Regions from separate parts of the Mus musculus genome. Here all the other regions are linked to region 1. Evidence: chromatin loops called from intact Hi-C (ENCODE). Cell type or tissue: heart. All regions are shown on one strand.

Evidence for each region. Peaks named below come from ENCODE experiments on the same cell type or tissue, not always from the same donor. Only the 100,000 strongest peaks of a DNase experiment are listed, where the experiment ranks them.
Region 2: a loop joins it to region 1, with 8 times the contacts of the local background. A loop is called at or near these places in 11 of 42 quality-filtered maps.
Region 3: a loop joins it to region 1, with 2.4 times the contacts of the local background. A loop is called at or near these places in 7 of 42 quality-filtered maps.

The regions. Positions count from the first base shown.
Region 1 is chr4:134,352,408-134,360,407 of GRCm38, forward strand. Slc30a2 (solute carrier family 30 (zinc transporter), member 2) reads left to right here. Exons shown (of 8, transcript NM_001039677.2): 8 at 1-2,077. The coding sequence ends at 121. It overlaps Extl1 (exostosin-like glycosyltransferase 1), which reads right to left. Exons shown (of 11, transcript NM_019578.2): 8 at 7,342-7,428; 9 at 6,678-6,838; 10 at 5,571-5,739; 11 at 3,966-5,423. The coding sequence ends at 5,241. Among named protein-coding and RNA genes, the nearest start is that of Slc30a2, 13 kb to the left of the region's middle. In heart, a CTCF peak has its summit at 4,629 (motif pointing left); DNase peaks (open chromatin) are centred at 3,704, 4,324 and 4,454; H3K4me3 peaks cover 1,242 bases; H3K27ac peaks cover 2,710 bases; H3K27me3 peaks cover 1,421 bases.
Region 2 is chr4:134,288,820-134,296,819 of GRCm38, forward strand. No RefSeq gene overlaps it. Among named protein-coding and RNA genes, the nearest start is that of Pdik1l, 5.6 kb to the left of the region's middle. In heart, CTCF peaks have their summits at 3,444 (motif pointing left), 4,928 and 7,896 (motif pointing right); DNase peaks (open chromatin) are centred at 202 and 4,912; H3K4me3 peaks cover 1,277 bases; H3K27ac peaks cover 4,226 bases.
Region 3 is chr4:134,259,110-134,267,109 of GRCm38, forward strand. It overlaps Gm42325 (a long non-coding RNA gene), which reads left to right. Exons shown (of 3, transcript XR_881491.3): 3 at 5,849-6,178. It also overlaps a transcript of Grrp1 not described here. Among named protein-coding and RNA genes, the nearest start is that of Gm42325, 6.4 kb to the left of the region's middle. In heart, CTCF peaks have their summits at 4,258 (motif pointing right) and 7,393; a DNase peak (open chromatin) is centred at 4,262.

The DNA.
Region 1 (8,000 bases):
GCTGAAGGTGGCTAGGGACCGCCTCCAGGGGAAGTTCAATTTCCACACCATGACCATCCAGATTGAGAAGTACTCTGAGGACATGAAGAACTGCCAGGCGTGCCAGGGCCCCTTGGAATGACTCCCCAGCCAGACACCGTCTCCTCGGAAACACGGTCAGGACCTGTGGGTAGAACTGTCCGGTGTGCAGCCGGGATTCCAGCAAGGCACAGCCTGGACCACTCCACGGTGGGGCTCTCCTTAGCCTCTCTGAGCTCACAGGATGGGGACACGGCAGATGAGGCCCCACTTCTCTTCCAGGATGGTGTTTGGGCAGGGTCCTGAACTGATGTCATCCTAACACCACCGCTGGAGAGACACTGAGGCACAGAAAGGGATTTGGGGGTGTCCTGTATGATCCAGGGTCTCTGTGTCTGAACCAAAAATTGAACAAGATCCATGTAACACGTGACCGGGTTGTCCGGGGGGGGGGGGGGGTTCCCTTGGCAGGGTCGGTCTCATTGATAAAAGAACCTGGAGCTGGACTCAGGAGGAAGATCTGAGGCTATTTTATTAGAATTTGGGAGAAGGAAAACAAACAAAACAAAAACCCACAGTCCAGGCAAGCCATGAATCTCGGCAGCTACTGAAGGAAAGTGAGCGAGAAGAGAGAAAGAAAATCAGGGCTTTTGAATTACGGTCAGCGATGGAGTTCTGTAAACAGCTGAATGACTATAATGGGGGAGGGGGGGTTAAAGGAACAGTGAGAAAGCCACGCATGCGCACACACACAATTTCAAGATGAGAGAAAAAGGGGGGAAGGAGAAATCGGGCTTCTGAGTTAGAGTTTGGGAAGACAAGCTAACTTAGCAGTTCAGGTCTATAAACAAGTGTCTGTAAAGTGGGACCCCAGAGAGCCTTCAGTGTCCTAATCAAGGAGATAATTGTTCCTTAGCATGTCTCTGGGTGACTGACAGGCCCAACTGAATGAACTCTAAAAAAACTGCAGAGAGGTCAAACCATAACTTGGTGGAGTTTTTTCTCTCCATCTTCAGGTAGTCAGGTCTGAGCCACTTTCGAGGGAGGCGTGGGGGCTATGGGAGGTAATGTCCTACTCTTTGGGACACATCTTCATCAGGGGTCATCAGGGATAGAACCTAGTTTCTATCCTTTTGCCCAGGAGGAATTTGCTTCTGAGGGAGATGGGTCTCAAGGACCCCTCCCTGGTTTGCTTTACACAGTTGGGAGCAGAGCCCTTGCCTCTGCTATATAACATGGCTTACCAAGGCCATGGGGACAGCATTTATACACTCCCTCTGAGATGTGGGACCAAAGGGCACCCAAGGCTTCTCTCTGCCTTGCTCACTTTGGCTGTGGGCCCCATGTGACTTCCTAGAAGAGGAGGAGAAAGAGGCCTCTTTATAGGGAAAAACCTGTCTGGTTTCTTCCTTCCTGGTACCCCAGCCCAGGAAGCCAAGTCAGTGTATCTATGGCCTTGACCAAAGTGGCAGTGATAGATTCCAGTTAGATCTTGCTCTCACAGCCTCAGGGCCAGGCCACTTCCCTTGACCTATCTCACGAGATAATAGATGCTGCTGTTTCGAGGGTGACCATGACCTAGTTAGGGTGAAGATGTGTCCAGAGGCTGACAGGAGGGGTGTCCCGGGAGTCTGTGTGAAGAATCCTTTGAGCTGGTTTGAGGTTACAGATGCAAGAGGTAAGAGCTGTCTCCAGTCTTATAGAGTTCATAGGAAGTCCCTTCTTAGGAAGTTCCAGGCCAATGTTTATATCTGTCATTGCAGGCCAACTGAAGGTTGTCACTTCTCAGTGCCTGTGACTCATACAGAGACCAGGAACATCATGACATCTCCCCCACAGGAGTGTGCAGACAGCCGAGCCTGCTAAGCACTGGGTAGTTGTGTATTAGTTTCTTTGATCAGTGTCCTGGAAAAGGCTCTTGTGAAGGGCCAGACGGGCTTCCTAAAGTTCCTGCAATGGCTCTGTCCTGGCACAGTAAGGAGAAAGGCTAGGGTTGGCCTCCACCACCAGCACCACCACCCCAATTTAAAAAAAATAAATGGCATTTGTTTTATGTGTATGAGTGTTTTGCCTTGCAGATATATATGTGCCATGTATATACTTGGTACCATTGGATACAGGAAGATGGCATCAGATCCCTTAGAAGGCAAAAATGGTTGTGAGCCACCTTGTGGGTGCTGGGAATTGAGCCCAGAGCCACCACGTGGATGCTGGGACCTGAAGCCAGCGTCTCTAACCCCTGAGCCATCTCTCCAGCCCCTCAGTTTCTGTTTCCTTTTGTTTCTCTGGCTGCTCAGGTAGCCCTGGAGATAGCCTCGGACTCCTCCTGGTCTTCTTAAAAAAATTTTAAAAAATGGTTATTATTGTGTGTCTGTGCATCGGTGTGGGCATGTGTGTTCCATGGTGTGTGGGCAAAGATCAGGGAGTTGGTTCTCTCTCTCTACTCTGAGCTCTGGGGAGGGAATTCAGGTCGCTAGGCCTGTCCCTTCCCCCACAGCCAACTCACTAGCCCTCTTGTCTCTGCCTCCTAAGTTCTGGAATTAGAGGTAGGCAGCAGACTTTTTAGATATCCCACACTAGCCTGCAATTGCCATCCTCCTGCTTCAGCCTCCTGAGTAGCTGAATCCCAGCATGCACCATGCACCACCCCGGCCTCCTCACCTTTGAACTTCTCTCCAACTGTAAAGAAAAGCTATGTCTCTGGCACTGTCATATTTACTTAGGGTCAGGTCTGTGTGAAACCTGCGTGGACCTGGAATGGGGAAGATGTACCCCTCCAGTCTCAAGGCATCACATGCCCACCCCTCAGCCTCCACCAGCCCCAGGATTCTGGATACTGGGTACCACAGTGTGCCACATCCTTAAACCTCTCAAGAGAAGGTTGCCTGGGACTTTGAGAGGGTCTCTTGCCCCTGCCTCCTGAGTGTTGGAACTATAAACACCAGACCCTCTTCTTCCTTTCTTTTAAATTGTGTGTGTGTGTGTGTGTGTGTGTGTGTGCGTGCACACACACATACTTATCTGTATGTGAACCACATGTGTGGGTGCCTGTGGAGGCCAGAAGGCGGGTGTTGGATCCCTGGGAACAGGAGTTAATATGTGTTTGTGTGCCATCCAATGTGTGAGTGAGGAACCCAGGAAGAGATCCTTTGCAAGAGCAGTCAGTGCTCTTAACCTCTGAGCCATCTCTCTAGCCCCGCACCACCCTACTTTCATTTTTATAGACAAGAAAAAGGAAGGTTCAGAGAGGCCCACTGCTGGCGACAGATGTCCCTCATTCCTGGGCTGATGACAGCAGAAGTTGGACCTGCCTTGAGCTGCATGTTTAGCCCAGCGTGAGCCCTGAAATGCAACAGTGCTTTCCACACAGTCTCAACCAACCCCAAGGCAGTCCATCGTCCTGGATGTCCAAGCCACCACTGCAAAGGTGCCTTCTGTCCCTGGGCTGGCCCTGGCACCGGGTGCCCTTTCCATCTTTGGCAGGCTGCCTAGACTGCAGCTGTGTGAGTCCTCTTACCCTCAACTGCTCCTGACCCTGGGCCAGGCCTCCTCCCCCACTTTAATCTCAAATCCGCTCCTCCCCCACCCACCTTGCACCTCAAGGCATCTGACAGCACCCTGCTTCCATTAGAAGACCCAGACCGGCTTTCCACACCCAGCTGTGACAGGCTCCAGGAAGGACCTGAGTCATACAGGGGCAAGGAGTGAAGTTGGAGAAAGAGGTTGGGAGGCCTCAGGGGACAGCCTGTTCCAGCCAGCAACCTAGTCACGGGAGTTTCCACAGTGGCCGAAGCCATCAAAGAAGGAAAACACCCGATACCTTGGGCTGGGTTAGACCCCCCACCCTCACTGTCTGAAGTCACCCCAGTTCCATGCCACGCCCCTCGCTGACCCTGAGCGCCCTGCCACACAGGGCAGCTGCTGTAAGCGTATTTATAGCCCGGGCGTGAGTGGGCAAGGACACGTGCTTTATTTCGGAAGCGATAATTCCAGTTCCAGGTGGACGAACCCAGGAAAAGCAGCCTCCCCTCCCCTACTCCACTCTCACCTACAGGATGCTGAGGACAGCCCTCTTCCTGGCGACCAGCCCATCTGCCAACAGCCCAAGTTTGCAGGCCAACGTGGAGTTCTGTCGTATTCCTTGCATGTTTTCATCCTGGGGTCTGCACACACCAGTGACCCTCTAGCTCGACATTTTATCCGTAGTCTTTAACTCCATTCAGTCAGGCATTGTGGCTCACACCTGTAACTCTAACACTTGGGAAACTGAGGCAGTAAGACTGCAGTGAGTTCCAAGCCAGCCTGGGTTACAGACTGGGACCTTGTCTTGCCTCCTCCTCCCCTCCTGACCCCCCCCAAGTTCAAGAGGCAGCCAGGTGTAGTGCATGAATTTAATCTCAGCACCCTGGGAAGCAAAAGTCAGGTGGATCTCTGTGAATTTGAGGCTAGTCTGGCATACAGTGCGAGTTCCAGGACAGCCAGGACTACCCAGAGAAACCCTTACTTGAAAAACAAAAACAAACAAACAAACAACAAAATGTCAAGCAAAACCAAACTCCATTCCTTTGAAGGGAGAGTAGTGCAGCAGCTGACCTCTAGTGGTCAAGATTGGTAGTGCAGTGCTGCTAGTCACCCAAGATCCCGGGTCTGCCGAGACACCGAATCCTCTGGTTATCTTCGACTCCTGGCCTCTTTGTTCACGCTTGATTGAGTCTGGAAATCCTGGTGTGTGCTTTGTACCGGGACCAGGAACTCCAGAGTAAGGGGCAGCGTTATGTCTTGTGCACATTCTGCCCGTGTTCCACCACGCATGCCACCAGTTAATACTCTTGCAGCTATTGCTCAAATATTTACAGTGCACCTGCCAGACCAAAGAGATGAGAGCAGGACTCCGCCCTACGGAGCTTGCAGGCCGGCCCTGGGGCCTCGTGATGTGCTCAAGGCCACTCGGCGTGAATCGTGCGAGGACTTCGAGATCACCAAGGAGGTGAGTGCAGGTCTGACAGACATAGGTCGACCAGGCAGAGATGCAGAGAAAGGCATTTCAGGGAACAGGATCAGCCTGTACACCGGCCTGTGCGAAACGTGCCAAACGCAACCCCACTGCAGCTGGAGAAGGCCCCGGCCCTCAGGGATCCCTGTAGCGATTGGCCAACCGGGACAGGACTTTGATCCATCTCTGTTGGTTCTCTCGTGTCTAGCAGACAGGTGCAGTGCCTCGCCTATGGCTTCTCTAGACTGCGATACTTCTTGCGTTGCACCGATACCGGGTCCTTGAACAACACCGGATCCAGACGCACTTGAGAGGAAACCAGAGGCATGTGGCCGAACCCTGCTGCTAAACGGTTGATGCAGTCCTGATCCAGGGGCTGAGGCTCCGGCACTGGTCGTGGATCCCCAGAATCCTAAGAGGTGAGAGGGAAACGTGTCCGTGAGGTTGGTTTTTTTATGAACCCTCACGCTGCTGCAACAAGATTTGGATTAGAGAGTGAAGAGGCTCCGCCCTCTTTTCCTTCCCCATCAGGGCTTTCCAGCCCCTGGAGTCGCCTCACCATTGGCACAGCCTCCGGGTGCTGCCTCCCATAAGGCACCTTGATAGGGGGCAGTTTGGTGACGGTGGCTACCAGGAAGTTCATCAGGACGTCAACACAGGTGGGAGTCTCATCAGCTATGGTCCTCAGGGCCTTAGGCAGGGAGTGGGTGAAGAGGGTGTGGTAGTACCTGTAAGATACATGGTAAGCCTTAGGCTGGGGGGTGGGGGGGATGCAGGCCTCATTCATTTCCCTATCTTTGACCCCAGACCCCAAGTTCCAAGACCTGTACCCCATCCCCTAGCTCCTCTCCCAGGGTGCTCCCACCCTGGGCATGACCCTTCTCCATGTGCCCTGTGATTTAGGGGTTGGGCAATGATTGTGAATTCCTCCAGTCTCTCCGGGCGGCCCTCTTTCTGTGTTCCCAAGTCTGAACTCTGACAGAGATGACTTGATGATGTGTCTGTGGGGGGGGGGGGGGTAGGGGGTGCAAGGTAGTTCCAAGCCACCAAACATGGCTACCCAAAACCCAGATTCAGGGGGGCTATGTACCAGCTAGGCCCACTCTGTACACATGAGGGTTATCCCCTGTTCTGAGGGCTCCATGCAGAGCCCCTGGGGGAAAAACATCTACAAAAAGTTCCATGATATCTGGATAAAGTTCAAACAGATTAAAGACCCGCTTTCCAGAGGCCCCAGAAGCCAGGCCTGGTGGGAAACAGCACCTGTAAACTCTGCACTTGGGAGACAAGAGCAGAAGATGGCATGCCTGAGATCAGCTTGGGCTACATAGCGAGGCCCTGTCCCCGAGTCAGGGTTCCATGATCCCCAGGGCTGACCTCAAACTCACTATTCCACTGACATTGACCTTGAACTCCTAATCTTCCTGCTTCCACCTGCCCAGTGTTAGGATTACAGATGTGCGGTTTCAGCGTTAAGGTTAGAACCCAAGTGCTAGACGAGTGCTCTTACCAACAGAGCTATGTCCCCAGCCCAGTTCCATGACATTGTTTCAAAAAGCAAAAAGAACAATCGGGGATGTTGATCCTACCCACTCAGGTTAGAACTGTAGCCTCCCGCCCTTTCTCCCTGTGGGGGAGGGGGGCAGGGGAGGGGCAAAGTTTGCACCTGTGGTAGAAGGCAGCCGTGGTCAGGACCATGGAGAACTCATTGGTCATCCCAGTACGGTAGCCCCAGCCACCCTGGGCCTCATCCCAGAAGTGGCTTCCAGACAGAAAGCCCACCATCCGCTCAGGAAAGCTCTGCCACACCACAAAGGCAAAGTCCACCTGCAGAGGGATTGAGCAGCCGTAAGGAGGGGGTTCCTGACCAAAATCCTTATAGCCTATGGTGGTGAGACCAGCCTGGCTGACTAAGGTTGGGGCAGGACTTAGGGCACAGGGGATCAGAGCATTGCTTGAAGTCCTTATTTGATTGTTTTGGTCTGGTTTTTGTTTTTGTTTTTTGTTGTTTTTTGTTTTTTTGAGACAGGGTTTCTTTGTGCAGCTCTGGTAGACCTGCAACTAGCTCTGTAGACCAGGCTGGCCTCGAACTCACAGAGATCCACTTGCCTCTGCCTGCGCCATTGCCCAGCTATTACTTGACGTTTTACTAGAAGATTAACGCAAGTGTTTCTGGGGGGACTTGGAGGGAACTTGCCCAGCCAGGAGCTCTCTTCTATTCGACCACCACAGCAAGAGGCTGGAGCTCTGGGCACGGGAACCCGAGGGACCAGAAGTGGCCTAGAGCTCCGTTCACATTATACTGGACATTTTCTGGGCCCAGCCCTCACCTCACTGGTAGAAAGAGTGCTCTGAGCATCAAGGCTGAGGATAACATTGGTGCTGATGTTGCTGTACGGGAAGAACCGGTTGCTGACCTGTGGTGGGGCAAAGGGAGTGGAGGGTGACTCAGCCATGAGAACCATTCCTCAACACTCCCCATTCCCAGTTAAGTATGAGCCCTTCAGACAGGGTGCAGAAGACGGAGCCAGGAATACAGAATCCTGCCCACAAGCCTAGGTGATAGTTTCCCCTTTGGCTCTAAAGGCCAAGTTCCTTCTTACATTTCACTCTTACTAACCCCAAATCAATCATTTGAAAGAATCAGATGTGGAAAGATGCAAGTGTCTTGCCTAGACCTATACAACCAGCACTTGGTGCTTGTGGCACCTGTGGTGCCCAGGTGCCCAGCTCCTACCACCTCCTGGCTCAGTATGCTGCCCTCTCTGGTATTTTTCCCATGAGCCTACGTTTCTTCCCACACCTTATCCAAGACATCCAGACAGTTTTCTGTCTCCTACATCACAGGAACTCCAGTGCTCTAGAAGTATATTTCCCAGAGACAGGGAGGGAAGGGTATTTGGTGCTGCTGGAAACGTAGAACCCAGGACCCTGTACATAGCAGGCAAATCTGTACCGCTGAGCCCAACTCTAGTAAGAGCATCGTTCC
Region 2 (8,000 bases), 64 kb before region 1:
CTTAGGGGAGGAAAAGGTTTGTTTGACTTAAACCTTCAGGGTTAGGGTCACTGGGAATTCATCCATCACTGAGGGAAGTCAGGGAGGGAACTAGGGAAGGAACTGTGGGGGGTGGGGGAGGCTCCTTACTGGCTTGCTCCAGGGTCATGGCTCAACTACATTTCTAAACAGTTTAGGCTGGCCTGCCTAGAAATAGCACTGCCCACATTGGGCAATCAACAAACCCCCTCACAGATGTGCTTACAGGCCAGTCTGATAGAGGCTATCCCCCACTGGACACTTCCTCAAATAGCTAAGCTGGCAAGTTGACAGCTGAAGCTAACAAGACTAGTGTTTTACGGTGTGCCATCATCTTCTATGTGACTAACAAAGTTAGTTGCTTATATTTTAAACTTTTAAAAAGCCTATCCGTCCAATAAAAGAATTACTTTACATTCTACAGTTCTTTTGCCTTTGAGGCAGGGTCTCACTTTATAGCCCTGGCTGGCCTGAAACTGTCTCTGTAGACCAAGCTGGCCTTGAACTCAGAGATGCCTCTGCCTCCTGAGTGTTGCTGGGATTAAATGTATATACTACCACACCTGAGCAACCTTAAATATAAAATTATGGATTTATGTTTGTATGATGTATGTCAGAGGACAACTTAGTGGAGTTCATTTTCACCTTCTACCTTTGGGGGATGTGGTTGCTTGAATATCTTTGGCCCCTAGGGAGTCGTACTGTTCCAAGGCTTGGCCTTGTTGGAGGGAGTGTGTCACGGTGGGGGTGTGCTGTGGAGGTCTCTTAGGCTCAGCCTGCACCCATTGCAGAGAGCCTCCTCCTAGCTGCCTGAGCATGTCAATCTCTCCTGGTTGCCTCCGAATCAGGATGCAGAACTCTCAGCTTCTTCTCCATCACCATATCTGCCTGGATGCTGGCATGCTTCCTGCTATGATGACAGTGGGCTAAACCTCTGAATCTGTAAGCCAGCCCCAATGAAATGTTTGCCTCTGTAAGAGTTGCCTTGGTCAGGGTGTCTTCACAGCAATGGAACCCTAACTAAGACAGGGATTCCAGGGGCTGAGCTCTGGTCACCAGGCTTGGGTATATCCAGTGCCTCTACCTTGCTGAGCCATCACACCAGCCCAACGTAGATCTGTTGATCCGTTCACCTCTGACTCCCCACACTCAGAGGATGAGAGTGGGTTTACAGAAATATGCCATCATGCCTGACCTAAGTGTGTATATTTAAAAGATAGACAGTGGGGCTGGCATGGTGCTACATACCTTTAATGCAAGCACTTGGGAAGCAGCAGGAAGATGTCTGTGAGTTCAAGGCCAGCCAGAGCTACAGAGTGAGCACAAAACAGAAGATAAACACTGGAAGAATGAAAGCTTCTGAAAGTGCTGCCTGTGCTCAGAGGAGAGGGAAAGATGTGGATGAAATCATACATGGCTGACTTGGTGATGTTCCGTTCAGTGAGGCAGCCTGTCTATCATGCAAGTGTTTATGTGTATGTATGGGCACATGCACACACACACACACGAACACATTATTTTAGGATAGTTTAACAGAGTATATAAAATCCTATTAATTTATAATGTATATATAACATTAGCCTGACTAATATTCATAATTATATCTAAGGAAAATACATCTGTTACCTCTAGCATAAAGAAATTGACATTGCTAAAGATGGTAGTATACATTTAATCCCAGCATTCAGGAGGCAGAGGCAGGTAAGTCTCTTGAATTTGAGGCCAGCCTAGTCTACATGGTGAATTCTAGGATAGCTAGAGATACATAGTTACATCCTGAGACTTTGTCTCAAAAATAATTTTAAAAAGGAGAGCCAGGCAGTGGTGGCACACGCCTTTAATTCCCAGCATTGGAGAGTCAGAGGCAGGCAGATTTCTGAGTTCGAGGCCAGTCTGGTCTACAAAGTGAGTTCCAGGACATCCAGGGTTATAAGGAAAAACCCAGTCTTAAAAAAAAAAAAAAAAAAAAAAAAAAGGAGGAGAGGAAGAAGAAGAAAAGAAAAGCATTTGTCTTAGAGTCATTGCTGTGAAGAAACACCATGACCAAGGCAACTCTTACAAAGGAGAACATGTAGTTGGGCTGGCTTACAGTTTTGGAGGTCTGTTACCAGCACGGCAGGAAGCACGGCAGTGTACAGATAGACATCGTGATCTATAGGCAGCAGGAGGAGACTCTTCCACACTGGGCAGAGCTTGAGGACTAGGAGACCTCAAAGCCCTTTTACACAGTAACACACTTCTTCCGACAAGGCTAGACCTTCTACTAGTGCCACTTCCCAAGGGCCAATCCTATTCAAACCACCATAGCAGTTTTCTGCTCTTTTGTGTTTTCTATCTCAGATAACTAAATAGTAGGCTTTTAAAAGTTACTTTCGGGGCTGGTGAGATGGCTCAGCAGGTAAGAGCACCCGACTGCTTTTCCAAAGGTCCTGAGTTCAAATCCCAGCAACCACATGGTGGTTCACAACCATCTGTAATGAGAGCTGACGCCCTCTTCTGGTGTGTCTGAAGACAGCTACAGTGTACTTACATATAATAAATAAATAAAATCTTTTAAAAAAAAGTTACTTTCTATAGAATCCCAACCAATAGATGGACAAGGATTAATAAGATTTGAAAGGTAGAGCTCACCCAGAGAACAGTAATAAAACCAGCGGTGTGAACAGTTGTGAACATAAAGTTTAAGCAAACAACCTGAGCCAACTGACCAAACTTATACCACGGGGACACAGCATCTGCAGGAAATAGTTCTGTCAAGAAAAGGAGTCTGAGCCTAATTCAGATGATGTCTGTCAATTTGGCAGATGTATAGGAAATAGACAAAGACCACACTCATCACTCAAAATATGGACTGTTCTACTGGACAAGCTCCCTGGTTTTCCAGGGCATTCCTGTACTGAAACAAAAGGAAAGGGGAGCCTGGACTAAGGAGGCTGAGGCAGGAGGATGAACATAATTCAAGCTTGAGATGACAGTGGGATGAGACCTCAACAGCAGAAAAGGGGCTGTAGAAAGTTAATGTGTACCAGCCTGGGCTTCATGGAGCCCTGTCTCAGAAGACACCCCCTCCCCCATTGATGTCTGTGGTAAGATTTGGGGAATTAATTTTTAAAGATAGGGTTTCATTTAGTTCAGGCCGAGTTTGAGTTTGTTTTGAACTCTGCTCTGGCCTAGAGTTTTAGATTCTCATTCCCCCACAATGATAGAGTTATAGGCATGGGATACCACACAGGGGTTCACGTGCCGTGGATATAACCTCGGGACTCGTGAATGCTACCCAAGCCCTCTACCAGCTCAGCTGTATCCCCAGCCCTGAACTCTTTTTTTTTGTATTCATTTAAAAAATTCTGAAATAAAAACAATCATGCGCAAACCAAGCCCTTGGTTGGACAAGTGGGAATTTGGATGGGGCAAACCTGCCCCCTGGTGGTAGGTTCTGTGAGTGCAGCTGTCAGGTGTTGTGTGTCCTGGCTGAGCCGCTTCCCACCTCCCAAGCCACAGCTGCAGCAGGTCTGAACTCTTGCCAGTAGTCATGTCTCTGGGTTGGAGTGACATCCTTTAGTTCACAGGAGCCTCCTGAAGCAGACAGTCTCAGCAGACCATTTTTCGTTTAAACCAAAACAAACAAACACAAGCAGGACACTCAGTGACTTGTGTACTTCTCTCACACTCGAACTAGGTAGAGTCAAGTGTCCACAAGCTCCTTTTGCAGATCTGTCCTTATTCTCAAGTCTTTGTCTCCTAGGCTGAGCACCTGACCCTGGTCAATGATAATGGTTGTGTGTGTGGCTTCACTGGGAATAGCTGATACTAACACTGCTTGTTCTGAGCCAGACACACACATTGCATTGATAATCTTCATAGTTTCACCCGGTGAAGTATGTATTTCTACCCACTTTGTGGATGGAGAAACTGAGGTATATAGAGGTGAAAGACCTGCCCGTGGTCACACAAAATGGACTGATAAATCTGAGCTGTGGGTGGTGATACACACCCATGATCCCAGCAGTTTCGAAGTGGAGGCAAGAGGATCAGAGATCCAAGACACTCCTCTGCTGCGTGAGGAGTTCCAAGTCAGCTCAGGCTCTAGGCTGTAAGCGAGTCTGTTCCCACGTAAAAGAAAACAAACAAGCAAAGTGGCAGAGCTGGAGGGTCGTCAAAAGCAGAGGGTCTCAAAGGCTGGCCGTGCTAATGATGCCCCTTGAAAGGGAATGTTAGAGACACCAGCTCCACACAGGGAAGCGCCTCAAATTAGGACAGCAAGGAACAGAGGCCAGAGCCCACCAGGGAGGTGTGCCTAAGCCTGAAAGAAACCTGGCCTGCTCCAGGCAGAGCCGTGCTGTCCCTGGGTGGGGACAGCTGCCCCTGTCATCTGATTCTCCATTCTAGAAGTCGGTCAGGGGCTGGCTCCATCCTTACCCCCTGGGGCTGGTTGTCAGGAGGCCCAGGCCAATGTGCCAGTCTACGGTGTGTCTGTCCATTGAAAGGATGCTTCTTGGAAGTCCATGTCCGCTGGCCCCGCCCCATCCCAGTCTCTGGGTTTCCTGAAGTTCAAGGAATTGGACCAGCAAGTCACTGCTCAGCTAGGCTCCCTCTGGGGCAAGGCTCGATTTCGTTCGTTTAAACCAACCAAAGGGTTGGTGAATCAAGGCTCAACCCTGGTGAAGCTGAGCACATCGCACCGATGGGGCCGGAAATGCTGACGGATAAGATCAGCTCTACCACATATGACTCCGGCAAGTGAACGCACCTCTGAAGAGTCTCAGGGGCAGCCATGGGAACGCGCTTGGCAAAGCAGGTGGTGTATTTGTCTCTTCAGTAGTAGGTACTCAAACCCGGGTCACCATGGTGACTTATTATCTCTCCACAGAGTGGAGAGGGAGGATAGCTTGTCTGGAGTCATTGCCTGACCGGGCAGCCAGGAGATGCCATTCTTATCGGTACAACTTCAGAGCTGGGCTATTAATACTCATGGTGCCCCACAGGCTGAGAGCTAGCATTCTAGCCTCGAGGTGCAGAGGTGGGAGGGTGGGGCTTCGGAACAGTTGGCCTGGGTGAGAGCGATCCTGCCCAATCTCAGCGGGCAGCACTTGGGCCCTTCTGCCAGACACCCTCCACCTGCAGACTAGGGTCTAGGCAAGTGTGAAATTCCTGAATGAAGTCAAGCCTGGGGCAGGCATCTTCCTAGTCCCTTGGGAGCATCGCACTGTCCTTCCAGGGATCCAGCTGCCCAATAAAGCAAGGCCCTGATGGGTGCCAGGAGCAAGCCCACGCCTGGAACTGTGGGCTGTCAGAGTGCGAAGGCATGCAGACAACTCCAGCCTGCTTCCCCGGTTCACAAGGTACCCTCTAGGCTTGCCCCGCGACTGGGAAAGGCTCCTTCAGCTTTAGACTCGGCAGACCTGTGAGCACTAGGGATTCGAACCCTTCTATGTACTGTAAATCTTTGTTAGCCCACCATGCTGGCACACACCTGTAATTGCAACACTCAGACACGGAGGCAGAATCCCAAGCCAGACTGCAGTACATATTGAGACGTTGACTCACAAAAAAACCTGTATACAGGGGCTAGGATGTAGCTCAGTCAGTGGAGGGCTTGCCTCCAACACAGAAAGTTCTAGGTTCCACCCCGAGAATTGCATAAAATGTGTGTGGTGTTTATTCCACACCTGTAATCTCCACGCTTCTGAGGTAGAGGCAAGAGGATCAGCTGTTCATATATAAGGCTAGCCTGGGCTGCATGAGTCTTGACTTTGGCTGTTGAAAGCATGAATGAGGGGGGTGGGGGGGAGGGTATGGGGGACTTTTGGGATAGCATTGGAAATGTAAATGAGGAAAATACCTAATTTAAAAAAAAAAAAAGAAAGCATGAATGAGACAATCAGCACAAAGCACGGGAATTAGTATGTCTCCTGAGCCGAGGCTAGCCACACTTAAGCGGTGGCAAGTCCCAAGGAACAAAGAGCTTACAAGAATTCCCTCTTCCACCATTGATATTAGTTATACCGGACAATGCTTCTTTGTTTCCTTATATTGACCTTAAAAGTCAATAACTGGTGATGAGCTGGCTCAGTGGGTAAAGGCGCCTGCACCAGGACTGACAATCTGGGTTTGATCCTTGGGACCCACGTGGTGAAAAGAGAGAAGCAACTCCCTCAAATGCTCCACAGACCTTCAAACCCCTGCTATGGCAAGCACGGATCAATAAGCGCGCGCACACACAACAAATAGGATAAAGTAAGAATCTATACATAAAATAACAGAGAAGCATAAAGAAATCAAAGTCAGTACATTGTGATAACGTTTTTTGATTAATAGCAATTATTTATTCATTTGTATTATGCTGTAACACTTAGTGAGACCTTGCATTAAAACTAAACAGAAAATCCCGCGAGTACATTATCTCATTTAAATGTCACCCTATAGTTTACATGGGTTTCATGTCACAGCCGAGGAAACCGGACCCTGGAGAACTAAGGCAGCCATTGTCTGGAGGCTCCTCCCAGAGCAGTTCACGGCTGCTCCTCTGGCTCCTCTTGGCCTCAGCCGGCAGAGGAGGGAGCCATGTCTTCACATGATGGGCAGTCCATGCAGGCTGGAGCCTGGACACTGCTGGCTCTGGCAGCTGGAGCATCTACCTGTATGGGGCCCCTCCGCATGCTCCCCACGTAGTCCTCTGGTTCAGGAGTCTGAGCTGCTTCCAGACTTTTCCTTTGTATCCCTTAGTCTTAGGTACAAATGTTCTGTTTTGGTTTTGAGGTAGGGCTCATGTAGACCAGGCTGGCCTCTACCTTGTTATGTAGTCAAGGATAACCCTTAACTCCTGATCGCTGCCTTCACCGCCCAAGGTGATGTGCTCCCCCATGTCTCTGGTTTTATAAGTAAAGCTTTATGGACAAAGTCCAGGGTGTCTCACTGTACCTGTTCCACTACACACACCAAGTAACTAACACTGCACTGAGACAATCACTCTTCCCATTAGACAAAGGCAGTTCCAGAGGCTGGGAAGTCCAATGTCTTGTACCTAGTGAGGCCCCCCTGCTGTGTCATCCTCTGGTGGAGTCCATAGAAGGAGTGTGTGTGTGGCAGTTTACTGGTTTGTTTATTTCATTTTGTTTTGTTTTTAAACTAGTGGGGACTAAAGCAGGGCTTTATACATGCCTAGCTGTATACTCACTAAGGAGAATATCCTTAGACAAGCCTGTATATTTTACCTTAAAATACAATTATGTGTGGGGGCTGGAAGAGCACTGACTGATCTTCCGAAGGTCCCAAGTTCAAATCCCAGCAACCACATGGTGGCTCACAACCATCCGTAATGAGATCTGATGCCTTCTTCTGGGGTGTCTGAAGGCAGCTACAGTACTTACATATAATAGATAAATAAATCTTTTTTTTTTAATGTGTGTATGTGTATGTACATGTAGAAGCCCATAGAGGCCAGCAGAGGGCGTCAGCTCCTGGAGCTGTAGTTACAGGAGTTTTTGTTTTTAAGTCATCTAGTGTGAAGGCTGGGAACCGGACTCTGGTCCTCTCTGGAAGATTAAAATGGATCAAAAATGGATCTTAATCTCCAACCCATCTCTCCAGCCTCCTGTCTTTTTATTTATTTATTTATTTATTTATTTATTTATTTATTTATTTATTTATTTATTTATTTCAAGACAGGGTCTCTCTATTATATAGGATTATAGCTCTGGCTGCCTTGCAACTTATTATGTAGAACAGACTGGCCTTGAACTCACAGCGATCCACCTGCCTCTGAGTTTTGGGATGTGCCTCTACACCTGACTTAACTTTTTTTTTTTCCATTAGTTTTAGATGTGTATTGTATATAGCTGTGTGCATACACCACATGAGTGTAATGCCCACGGAGTCCAGTAGAGGGCATAAGATTCAGACTCAGCAGTTGTAAGTGGCTGCTTTTTCAGAGAGCCATGGTTCCATTCCCAGCTCCCCACCATGGCGCACAACCATCTGTA
Region 3 (8,000 bases), 93 kb before region 1:
TGTATGTGTGCATATGTATGTATGTGTGTGTGTGTATGTGTGTGTTGTGCACATGCTACTGCCTATGAGGTGACCTCTGAGGCTCACACTGACCAGTTTTTCTCTTCCGTGCCTTTAACACTTTGCCAGCCGCATGCCTTCTCTCTCCTCTGTGGAATTTAGATGCAGCGCTGTTTTTAAAGGATGGCGAGAGGTGGACAAGCAAATGTGAAACCGCCTATGCTTATTTCTGGAGCCGCTCAAGCCATGACATTGATGGTGATTTTTTGGTTTGTTTTGAGGCAGGGTCTCACTATGTAGTCTGGCTGGCCTGGAACTCACCAGGCCTCAAACTCACAAAGTCTCTCCTGCTTCTGCCTCCCAGCTGCCAGGATTAAAGGAGTTGGGCAGTATGCCTGACCTATCTTGAGGCGGAGTCTGGAGTAACCCAAGTTGGCTTTGAACTACACAGTCAAGGATGACCCTGAACTTCGGATCCTCCTGCCTCCTGAGTGTGTACTACCAGGTCCACTTCTATGCGATGCTGGGGACCAAAACCAGGGCTTCCTGAGTGCGAGGTAAACTCTACAAACTGAGCTACAACCACAACCCCTCTGAGGATAACCTCTCCTCTTACACTCTCCTTCAATCCAGCATCAAGACCCACTGGTTATCTTTAGAAAATGCCTGGACACCATGGCTTCTTATGCAGCTACATTCCCACTGCCTCAGGCCACATCATCAATGTCCTGGCCTAAGATGCTGCGACGGTCTCTCCTGAGCTTCACTTCTGCCACACTCATTCCCTGGAGTCTGTTCTCAATATAATGGCTACATCGGTACTTTCAAATATACATCAAACATATATGCCGTTACATAGGCATGCACGTGGACATGTGCGCACGCACATACACACACAAACACACACAAAATTTAAAACTCCCTATGGCTTTCCTGCTCAAAACGCACTCCAATAAAAGGCAATGTCAGGGGCTGTAGGGAATGCTCAGTGGTTAGAGCACTGGCTTCTTTTGTGGAGGACCCAGATTTGATTCCCAGCACTCCCATGGCAGCTCACCACCTCCTGCAACTCCAATTATGGGTGAGCCAACACCCTGTCCTAGCCTCCAAGGGCACAAAGCACACATGTGATACACTGTCAAGTAAGTTGGAAGACAACCATTCTAGAACATTGGCTTGTAGGTGAATTACTGGGGGGTGGGGTTCATTCATCAACACAGAAGACAACCCCGTGCTGGGGTGCACTTTTTTTTTCCAAAACAGGGTTTCCTCTGTGTAGCCCTAGCTGTCCTGGAACTCACTCTGTAGACCAGGCTGGCCTTGAACTCTGAAATCTGCCTGCCTCTGCCTCCCAAGTGCTGGGATTAAAGGAATGCGCCACCACTGCTGGTGGGGTGCACATTTTTAATCCCAGCACTCAGGCCTGGAGAGATAGCTCAAGGGTTAAGAGCACTGGCTGCTCTTCCAGAGGTCCCAAGTTCAATTCCCAGCAACCACATGGTGGCTCATAACCATTTGTAATGGGATCTGATGCCCTCTTCTGGTGTGTCGGAAGACAGCTACAGTGTACTCACATACATAAAATAAATAATATACATAATATAAATAAATCTTAATCCCGGTACTTGAGACGCAGAGGAGGACGGATCTCTGAGCTCGAGACCAGCCTAGTCTACAAAGCTACTTTCAGGATAGCCAGGACAACACAGAGAAACCTTGTCTCAAAAGACAAAAAACAAACTAAACCAAAACAAACCAAAACCCAAAGAAGCTAACATTCTTGGTGGCAGGCAGGTTCTCTGTGGCCTGTTGGCTCTGTGACCTTATCCCCTATTCCCTTCTTTCTCCCTGTCTTGTCCCCTTCAAATGCTCTTGGTCCCCTGGCCTGCTCTGCTCTCTGCTTTTGGGCTTTCTGCTTTGCTGTGGGATCTTATGTCATCCAGAAGGACATCTAAGAATAGATAAGAATTGTCTCAATCTTCTGACCCTCTTGTTCCCATCTCCCAAGTGCTGGGATGGTAGGCACGCACCACCACACCTGGCTCTTGCCTGCTCTTTGAACACACCACACATTTCTCACCACTTGGGGTTTGTCTCTCTTCTCCCTGTCCGATCTCCTGGCTCCTCTAGCTCCTTCAGTGCTATTCAGATTTCACCTTGAGGGCTGAACATCGTTCACTAGGGATGCGTGAGGGGCTGGGTTCCATTCCCAGCACTGTAGACTGTTCGTTCAGTCAGCTGACTCTTTGGTTCCCAGCACCATGATAGTGGCTTACAACTACTGTAACTCCTGTCCAGGGGACCTCTTCTGGCCTCCAAGGACACTAGGCATGCAGTTGGTACACATGCATACCCTCAGGTATGAATACTTATGCTAAGATTAAATGTGTATGTTTGTATATGTGTGTATGTATGTATGAATGTATGTATGTATGTATGTATGTATGTATGTATGTATGTATGTATGTATGTATGGTGTATGTGTGTATGTTTGATTTTTTCCAGACAAGGTTTCTCTGTGTATTCCTGGTTGTCCTGGAACTTCCTTTATAGACCAGGCTGGCCAGGCTGGCCTCGAACTCAGAGATCTGCCTGCCTCTGCCTCCTGAGTGCTGGGATCAAAGGCATACACTACCACATCCAGCTATATATTTGAAGAATACAGGAACATAGGAAGCAGGAGTCAGGCCAAGAACAGCTCACTCACCAGGACTCCATGGACCCAGGGAATCACCTTTGGGTTTTGCAGTACTGAAACTTCTGGTCCTCTTAAGGCTCCTCACGCTTTTCTTTTTTACTGAAGGTGTGTGCTCCTGTCTGTGTGTGACAATGCTCACAGCAGCGTAGGTGAGCTCAGAGGCCAGAAGAGGGCACCAGAGCTGGAGTTACTGATGGTTGTGAGTCCCCTGATGTGGGTGCTGCAAACGGAACTCTGGTCCTCTGCAAGAGCAGCGTGTTCTCCTAACTGACATCTTTAGCCCAGAACCCCATACTTGTCCATAGGAGTTGCATTGAACTACAAAGCTATGGCTGCCTCTTGTGTCCAAAGAGTGAAGAAAGGAGTCTTGACACCCCATCTTACCAGGCATCGTTGACTCTGGTTCTAAGTCGGGAATGCAGCCTCTGGGACTCAGCAGGGATGAGGAGGAATCTGTGGGGATCCTGGGTGCTTCTTGGAGTCCTGTGTTGATAACTGGTCATTGTAAACAGACATGTCATGTAACTCTGGCAGCAGCAGGGAATGGGAGCCAGGTACTCGGGCACTCTGACAGCATGAGGGCCTGCACTGTGCCACCCTGGGAGCCATGGAGGCTTGGAGAAGTTGTGAGGGGAGAGCTGGGAGGAGGGAGAGGGGCTGGGGCTGGGTCCTCCCACAATCCTTTGCTTCCCTCGGGAAGAGCCAGCAGCATCTGCAGCAACTTCTCTCTCAGTGCAGATGGTGGTGTGATCGGGACCAGTTTTCAAGGGAGGACTTGCCATCCACACATGGCCAGGCCCCTTAGCAACGTTACCTTCTCTAAGTCCACCGAGGCTGCTGCCGAGGTCACTCGCTGCCCAGAACAGCCTGTATTTGATGACCAGAGAAAGTGGGGTACAAAAGTCAAGCCACTTGATGTCCCTTCCTGCCCTCAAACAGACCGGGGCTGCAGCTCACTGGTAGAGCACTTACTAGCATGGATGAGAAAACAAAAACAAACAAACAAACAAACAAACAAACAAACAAAAACAAGCCGGGCGTGGTGGCGCACGCCTTTAATCCCAGCACAGGGATTAAAATCCCAGGCAGGCGGATTTCTGAGTTCGAAGCCAGCCTGGTCTACAAAGTGAGTTCCAGGACAGCCAGGGCTACACCGAGAAACCCTGTCTCGAAAAACAAAAACAAACAAACAAACTAGCGTGGATGAGGCGCTGGGCTCAGTCACCAGCATCCAAACAGACGAAAAGGAGCTGGGGATGAGCCTTCGTGGGATGAGTGAGCTAGATGCAGATCACGCTGCTCCCCTTTGGAGGTTTAAGATGCAGAGCGCCTGCCCCTGCATCTCAATTGACCATCAGGAGATAGCATCGCCCAAGTCTTGGTTAACCACACATGATAAATTGCCACCATAATAATATTGCTTCCAACGTTAACAAACCAGACCTGACAAAATCCACAGGCAAATTCGTGCAACTGGAGCGGTGCAGAAACTCTCCGGGGAGTGGTTTGTGCCTGAACACCCTGAAAGTGTAGGGTTATCCAAGCTTGTCCACCAGGGGGCAGGCTGCACCAGGCAGGACACCTTCCTGATTCCTCTTCAACTTCCCGGTCTTTTCCAGGACTTCCAGAGCTCTTGAGTCTGCCCACATGGCTGCCTGGACAGACATCCTTGATGTCCTAAGCCACCTGGAAGGGTTTAGACAGTTCTTTATGTGGATGCCGGGTGTCCAGTAAAGGTAGTTAACCACCACCACCAACAAGGCTGGGAACCTCTATCAGTGTTCCTTCTGGGAGATTAGGAGATGGCTTTACATCATATGTTGTTGTGATCAGTTAATCCCTGACATTTATTAAGCTCTTGAGGAGTGCTATCGTGTGACAAGACTTTCTTGGGAACATGCAACACACACATCTACTTGTCCCAAATAACGAGCCCACGGAGGATCAAAGTACAAATACCGCCAAAGTCCACCTTGGGGAACCTGTGGGTTTTACTGGAGTTGTTACATGAATATGGGTGAGGGGTCATTTACAGGAGCTGAAGTGACTCAAAGACAGCCCCATCACCAAAGCCCACCACAACATGGCTGTGAACCTGGAGCACACCACACAGCTTGCAGGCAGTTCAACAGGTTGGAGAGCATCCTTTCCAGGTTGCCTTAATGGGTCTAAACCTCTTCAAGGCAGCTCAGCTGGTTTCTGCTTCTTTCAAGCAGATGGACTGGTCTCAGAGTTCTCTTTGCAACTTGGCTGGTCTGAGAGTGACTCTCAGAAACTTGGCTTGTCTACTCTTAAGAAGAGGCTTAGTGAATCTGCTCAGTTTCAGGAACTTCCTGAAGCTATTTGAATTGTTTAAAGAGCTTCCCTGTAGGATGTAATGTTTGTCTGAGCAGGAACTGCTACAGAATATGTGCCAAGGTTGATACTGGGGGACCATCATCAGGCAGGCAAGATGGTACACACCTTTAATTCCAGCACTTGAGAGTCTGAGGCAGAAGGATTGTGAGTATGAGATCAGCACAGATTCTATAGCAAGACACTGGGTGACAGGAAGACTTATTTAATTCTACAGTAATTGGGACAGTGAATGATTGGAATGACTTGGAGTAAACAGAATACTGAAACAGAGCTCATTAACTTCTCAATTCAAAACATTTATATTTTTACTAATATATTTTTACTTCGCTTATTTTATCTATTAGTAAGAGATGTGTTAAAATGTTTTCCTATAGCAGACTGTCAGTTTCCCACTAAACCATTAGATGGATGTCATTTCAGAAATGCTAAATCTTTCTGGTGAATTACAATGAAATTTTTTTATCTTTATATTTATTTATTTTGTGTGTATGTGTATTTGTCTGCATGTATGTACTGCACCATGGGAATACCTGATGCCCACTGAGGCCAGAAGAAGGCATTCCCTGGAACTGCAGTTAGGAATGGTTGTGAGCCAACATGTGGGTGCTGGAAATTGAACCCAGGTCTTCTGGAGCAGCAGCCAATGCTCTTAACGGATGAGCCATCATTCCAGCTTTGAGAGTGTTTCTTTAAGCAAAATAATTTTTAAAGCCATGTTTCAAAGTGCCTTACACACAGTAGGGCTTGTTTTTCCCTTTGCCATTTCTGTACACTGGGCTTTATCTGTTCCAGGGTGGTCATGGACAAGTGGTTAAAGGCACTGTAAGGCTTCTCACAGGACCAGATGTGGTTTGTTGAGTGTGAAAACCGACCACTCCCAAGGACCAGATTCTGAACCCTGTGGACCTGGCCGGTGAACATCTCCATGGAAGATGCTTTCTGTATCCAGCCTCAATCCAGGTGATCGGAGATCTTTCCCTAAGTGTCATGGGGATGGGGTGAAGAATAAAGACATCTACATACTGAAATGTGACTTATGCCGTCTCTGATCCTAGCTGTTTGAGAAGGCTTATCCTTCCTCCCTCCCTTCCTTCCTTTCTTCCCCATTTTCCTCCTCTTCTTCCTCTTCCTTCTCCTTCTAGACAGTCTTACTAGGTAGGTAGGTGTTCCACCATGCTCAGTTGAGATTTACTAAACCTCACTATCCTGGAACAAATTTATTTTGATATGCCAGGCGTTGGTGGCACTCATCTTTAGTCCCAGCACTCAGGAGGCAGAGGCAGGTGGATCTCTTAAGTTCAAGGCTAGCCTGGTCTATAGAGTGAGTTTCAGGACAGCCAGGGCTACACAGAGAAACTCTATCTCAAAAAACCAAACCAGCCAACTTACAACAACACGCACATAAGGCTCTCACATTTTGATTTCTTTTCCCATTCTGTGGTTTGAACCCAGGTCCTGGGCTGGGCCAGTGTTCTCACAGTGAGTCATATCTCCACCCCACCTTCCTTTTTTTTTTTTGGTTTGTTTGTTTGTTTTCTTTTTTCTTTTCTTGAGACAGAGTCTCTCCTAGACCAGGCTGGCTACAAACTTGTTAGGTAGCCAAGCTAACCTTGAACTCCTGCCTCACACGCAGTGCTGGGATTACAGGTATGCACAGGGCACTGTTTGCTTTCTCTGCTGAGGATTGAATCCCACCCAGGCCCTTGAACATAACAGCAAGTGCTCTGTCCTCAGCATCCCCCCCCTCCTATCCCTGCCCTCTCTCCCTCCCCTCCCCCTCCCCCTCCTTCTCTGGACTTGAACCTGATCCCTCATGCATGCAAGCTAAGCATTCCTACCTGTGCTCCATACTCGCAGCCCTCTTTCTCTTCCCTGAGATGGGGTCTTGGCATGCAGCCCAGGCTGACCTCTAATTCGTGACCCTCCTACGCATGTGCCATTGCACCTGGTTTCATGCAGAGCTGGGGCTCAAACCCAGGTCTTGGTTCACGCTGGGGAAGCAACTGAGCCACAGCTCCAGACTCTGGCTTTTTAATTTCCATTTGTGAATTGTCTTCCTCAGCTGCGGGAAGGGTCTATGTGGCCTTCCTTTGTGACGGTCAGTAGTCGTTTTCCAGGAATGGGCAGAACCTCTGACTTTCACGGCAAGAGTTAGACCCAGGTCACTGACAATGATTCATTGTTACAGAGACCCTTTGAACCCTTTGGAGCCCATGCACTTAAAGGAAATCCTGTCCTCTAAGGCCTGGGCCTAGGCTGAGATGTAGGCCTAGATAAACATATGATTTAGCTCCAAAGATCACACACACACACACACCACTGGAGCACAGCATCACCCACTGGCTTCGAGAAGAAAGAGTAGGCAGGTGTGGGCTCATCAACACCATTGATGAGATGAGAGCCACAGGGCAGAGGCTTTTCAGCTTCAAGAAATCGTACCCTCTGAACTGGAAAAGGCAGGGCCAGGAGGGTTTGCCCCTGAGCCAGCTGGAGAAGGCCTGGCACCTTGGCTAACTCCAGTAGTTGTTATCTGTGTATTCTGACAGGTGGACCCTGACAAGAAGGGTCACCCCATGGGAGACAGCCTATCCACTGGCAATGACGAGAGCTAATCCCTGGGGGAGCCTTCCAATTCCTCCTTTCAAGTGTCTTGTGCCTCGCTTGCCGCAGAGCACTTTTGTGACAGGTGCGTTCTTTCAAGAGTGGCCCATGGGAGTTTGGACCTGTTGGTTGAGTGTGGTGATGCATCCTTATAATCCCAGCATTCAGGAGGCTGAAGCGAGAGGGTCAAGAGTTCAAGGCCAGCCTAAGCTTTTGTTTGTAATTCTAGGGGATCTGCTGACCATGCGCGAGTCTCTCCTTGGAAGCCAACTTGAGAAGTTCTAAAGCAGAGAGCAAGGAGGAGGTGGTGGGTGAGGGAGGCTGATATGACTGATGTGCATCA